Regions from separate parts of the Homo sapiens genome. Here region 1 is linked to region 2. Evidence: read pairs that join two places in POLR2A ChIA-PET (ENCODE). Cell type or tissue: GM12878. All regions are shown on one strand. Region 1 has its middle 15 kb from the start of ZFP69B-DT. Region 2 overlaps CAP1 (cyclase associated actin cytoskeleton regulatory protein 1).

Region 1 (2,500 bases), 370 kb after region 2:
ATTCCAGCAGTAGCCTTTAACGATGACCCCCCATGCAATTTATGGTATTCAAAATGGATACCAAGATCTTTGCAGGTGGTTAATTGGAGATAGGGTCCTAGATAAATGGCAGATCACTGAAGCCCTACTTGATCTGTATAGCCAAAAATTTCTCCAGGTTTGGAGGCAGATATCAAGACAGAAATGCAGCTCTGGATTCTCTTGCTAGACTTAAGCTAGTTTACAGATTCAGAGCCTATTCAATAATGGAGAGGCCATGTATCCTGAGGAAGGAGCTTGTAAAAGTGCTGCCAGTACAGAATGTGTATCATTACCATTTTATGGATAAATGTGTATTACCATTTTGTCTGGATAACTGTACACTAGGGAAACTACACAAACACTTGGGCAACAAGTGGATACTAGCTGTTAGTTATTACTAATTCCCAGATACCCACAATGTCATTGTCCACTTCTCAGAGTTCATATGGGGACCAGGTAATGATGGAGTTTTGTTTTGTTTTATCCGTCTGTTTGTTTGTTTTGAGACGGAGTCTCGCACCATCGCCCAAGCTAGAGTGCAGTGGTGCATTCTTGGCTCACTGCAGTCTCTGCCTCCCAGGTTCAAGTGATTCTCCTGCCTCAACCTCCCCAGTAGCTAGGATTACAAGTGTGCGCCACCACGCCTGGCTAATTTTTGTAGTTTTAGTAGAGACCAGGTTTTGCCATGTTGGTCAGGTTGGTCTCGAACCCCTGACCTTAGGTGACCCACCTGCCTTGGCCTCCCAAAGTGCTGGGATTACAGGTATTAGCCTCTGCACCTGGCCATGATGGAGTTTTTACCTAAGTCAGCCGCACCATTGGTCCAGTGGAAACTTAAACCTCTCCTAACATAGTTCCCCAAGTTCCAGAGCATCAGTTGGAAAAGATGTTCTTAGCACGTGATAGAATCCCCACACTGGCTTGCTCACCTGTGAAGTAAAGCCTGTTAAGAAAGGAACGGATTCATTGAGTCTTCTATAGTTGATAGAAAGAAAAAAAAAAAAAAAAGAAAGCAATGGAGATGAGGAAGCTCCTGGAGCTCTTCCACATCAAAACAATAAATGGATCTGGTACTGTATCTCTAGGGGAATTGCAGGGATTAAAAGACTTCACAGATAGTGGTGATTGCTATCCCATGGCCTTTTAACTTGTCAGTCTAGCTGGTGCAGAAGATGGGTGGGTTTGGGAGAATAACAGTAAATTATCCTTAACTTCATGAAGAGAAGATACCCATTGCCATTGCTGTTACAGAAGTCATTTCCTATTGAATCAAATCAGGATAGTGTGGGACACCTGATATACAGCTATTAACATGACAGTTTGGGTGGGGAACAGTCTATCCTGATAAAAATATCAGAAGCAGTTTGCTTCCACTTGGTAGAAAAGCAGTGTGATTTCCATCCCATCTGGGGAATATGTCAGCTCTTGGATCTATGCCATAATTTAGTCTATGGAGGCTTTGGTTGTCTCACTGTGGTATATGGTATTTTCCATAGATGGCCACATCAATATATGTCCCATCCTTCATACTCATGATGTGACATTGGCATTCTTCCACTGAAACGTGGAGTCTATTTTCTCTCCCCTTGAGCATGAGTGGACCTTTGTAACTGCCTTGGTCAATAGAATGCAGCAACTATGACACTGCATGACTTCTGAGGCTAGGCTATAAAAGGGCAGTATGGCTTCTTCCTGCCTCTCTGGCCCAGGACTCTTGCCTTTTTTTTTTTTTTTCTGAGACAGAGTTCCACTCTTGTCGCCCAGGCTGAAGTGCAATGGCACAATCTCAGCTCACTGCAACCTCTGCTTCCCGGGTTCAAGCCATTCTCCTGCCTCAGCCTCCTAAGTAGCTGGAATTACAGGCGCCTGCCACCACACCCAGCTGATTTTTTTTTTTTTTTTTTTTTTTTTTAGCAGAGATGAGGTTTCACCAGGCTGGTCTCAAACTCCTGACCTCAGGTGATCCACTCACCTCGGCCTCCCAAAGTGCTGGAATTATAGTGTGAGCCATCGCGCCCAGCCTGACTCTTGCCTTTGAACCCAGCCACCAGATTCTAAGAGAGCCCAGACCACATGGAGAGGTCATGTGTGGGTGTTCTGGCCAACAGCTCTAGTAAGGCCAAGATGGTAATGAGTAAGCTTTCAGATTATTCCAGCTCTTTGCCTTCGAGTCTTCCAGCTAGGCTTCCAACATCACGGAGCAAAGACAAGCTGTCTGCACTGTACCCTGTCTAATTCCTGACTCATGGAAACTGGGAGAGATAATAAATGATTATTATTTTAAGCAGGAAGTAATGGGCAAACTATAACATATCATAATCTATAAGGAGTCCTGTCACATCAATGACTAATTTTAGGCATGTTAAGATAACCCCTTTAAAGTGAGGGACAAGTTGCTGAACTTTTTATCCCTTTCTATTAAAAAAGAAGTACAGTACGTGGTGAGTCTTTTTTGTGTGTGAAGTACATGTGTCATATT
Region 2 (2,500 bases):
TGGTGAGTGATAAAATGCCAAGATTGGTTATGCTGACAACAAATGCTGTAGGAGGCTGGTGTGGCTGGGTTGGAGGGCCCTCATGAAGCATGAGGAAAATTTGGATTCATGGGAAAAAAAGAGAACATCATGAGTAAGGCACAGGAATGATGTCCTGAGTGTATGTCCTCTGAGTGGAACAAAAAAGAGACAGGTGGCTGAAATGGAGGTTCTGTGGTATAGCTGAAGTATGGGTCCTGATCATGAAGAACCATCAGGTGCAGCCTGAGGAGTTGGAACTCTACGAGGAGAGTGAGATGATGAGCAGTATTTTAGCCTTAGGAATCAGGACAGGACTCATGCAGTTTATTTGGGTGCTCACTAGAGTCCATAGAGAATTCTTGCCTTCAGGATCAGAAGGCATAGACACCTTTGTGGAAAGATGTTAACCTGAATCTTTTCTTGTATCTTTTCCTAGAATAAGCTTTCCGATTTGTTGGCACCCATCTCAGAGCAGATCAAAGAAGTGATAACCTTTCGGGAGAAGAACCGAGGCAGCAAGTTGTTTAATCACCTGTCAGCTGTCAGCGAAAGTATCCAGGCCCTGGGCTGGGTGGCTATGGTGAGCAGCGCAGATTCCAGGGCTGGGGGTGGGTATAGATTTTAAGAGGGAAGGCAATATAGTTGGAGAGGTCCTGAGTCACTGACAGCTTGTCTCTCTCTAGGCTCCCAAGCCTGGCCCTTATGTGAAAGAAATGAATGATGCCGCCATGTTTTATACAAACCGAGTCCTCAAAGAGTACAAAGATGTGTAAGTTCAGCCTTTTCTCTCTTTTTTTCTTTTCTGAGACAGTGTCTTGCGTTGTCACCCAGGCTGAAGTACAGTGGCACAATCACAGCTCATTGCAGCCTCAACCTCCCAGCTCAAACAATCCTCCCACCTCAGTCCTCCAAGTAGCTGGGACTTCAGGCACGCTCCACCATGCCTGGCTAATTTTCTAATTTTTTCGTAGAGATGAGGTCTCACTGTTTCCCAGGCTGGTCTCTAATGATTCTCCTGCCTTGGTCTCCCCAAAGTGCTGGGATTACAGGTGTGAGCCACTGTGCCCAGCCAAGTTCAGCTTTTTCTCAAGGGGTAAAGGATAAACCCATTTGGTTACTTGCTGGAGTAGCACTTTGGAGTTACTGAGGGCTGCCCTTAGCCACTGTGCTGGTTTTATCTCAGGGCTGCTTTCTGGAGAGCTTTACAGATATTGTCTCACAGCTGCATTTGCAAGCAGGAAATACTTCTGCTTCCACTTCTGCTTTCTCTCCTTTTTTGGTAGAGGCCCTTTTAGTCTTCTGATCCTTACCCTTCTGGGTTTAGGAAGTTTTGCTGGCAGTAACATGGACTAATGCCCTTTATATAAGATTTTGTTCCTTTGTTGAGAATTTGTTACTGGCCCAATGGCAAAGGGTTCAATAGGACTTAATAGAAATTTTTCATGAAGTCAGTTAAAGTGAGAGTAAGGCTGCCTAGCCAATGCAGGTATTACGTAGGGCAGTCATTGCATGTCTAACCACATACGTCTACCAGTTCTGACTTCTCCATTGCTGGTTTTGAGCTGGAATGATTGCAGGCAAAATTTATTAAGTTGCATATCTACACAAGCCTTTCCTTTCTTCCATCCTTCATCAATCAACAAACATTTATTAACTACTCTTTTTAAGGAAAACTACACCTTCCTGTGAGTGAAATGTGTCCCAGAACAACAGGCACTTCCTTATCCTTCTAGCAACATGGAATTAAGCATGACAGTGTTTTGATATATCCCACCATTATCCCATCACTTTACAGTTGAGGAAACTAGGTCTTAGGCTAAATAACCTTCCCAGTTAATACATAAGAAGAGAGGGGACTTGAACCGTAGGCACAATGCTATTTCTATAATTTAAGGCTGATTGTTTCCCCCTAAGGGAAAGTTTTTAAGTTTGCTTTTGGTCAGGGTGGGCATATTTTGACATAAGGCATTGTCTCATAAGGCAGTTAAGTTTCTTAGTCTTTAGAGTTCCACAGTGATACTTAAGAGCTCTCCTCTCTACCATGGTTTTATGCACAGAATGTCTGCTTTTATCAGTTTTACATATTAGATTGTGTTTAAGGTCTACTTTGAAAAAAGTTTCAATAAGCAGCAAGTGGTCAAAAGAAAAAAAAAAGTTTTGGTACTTAAAACAGTTTGAGAAACATTGCTATGAGAGATAGAGATAGAATCCAGAGTCTCTATCTTAGTGGAGTTTGGTCTGATTAGGGTAATAGACTAGGTTGTATATACATAGAAGCTGGTGATGATAGAAAAGCTGCCATTGAGCGGAGCCTAAGAAACACCACGGGTAGGAGAATGTGAGCCCATAGGAAAGAAGGGTTCTGGAGTCACCACTGTTATGTACCCGGATCACCTGTGACAAGTTCTTCTTTAATCCTCCCAGGGATAAGAAGCATGTAGACTGGGTCAAAGCTTATTTAAGTATATGGACAGAGCTG

What was found. Peaks named below come from ENCODE experiments on the same cell type or tissue, not always from the same donor. Only the 100,000 strongest peaks of a DNase experiment are listed, where the experiment ranks them.
Region 1: POLR2A ChIA-PET joins it to region 2 with 6 read pairs; 3 of 35 experiments call an interaction of 5 or more read pairs at or near these places.

Annotation. Positions count from the first base shown.
Region 1 is chr1:40,433,503-40,436,002 of GRCh38, forward strand. No RefSeq gene overlaps it. Among named protein-coding and RNA genes, the nearest start is that of ZFP69B-DT, 15 kb to the right of the region's middle. RefSeq lists a silencer at 1,455-1,749. In GM12878, no CTCF peak of the experiment used is centred here; no DNase peak of the experiment used is centred here.
Region 2 is chr1:40,063,770-40,066,269 of GRCh38, forward strand. It overlaps CAP1 (cyclase associated actin cytoskeleton regulatory protein 1), which reads left to right. Exons shown (of 13, transcript NM_006367.4): 5 at 458-601; 6 at 705-790; 7 at 2,446-2,500. Among named protein-coding and RNA genes, the nearest start is that of CAP1, 24 kb to the left of the region's middle. In GM12878, no CTCF peak of the experiment used is centred here; a DNase peak (open chromatin) is centred at 1,252; H3K4me3 peaks cover 735 bases; H3K27ac peaks cover 2,444 bases.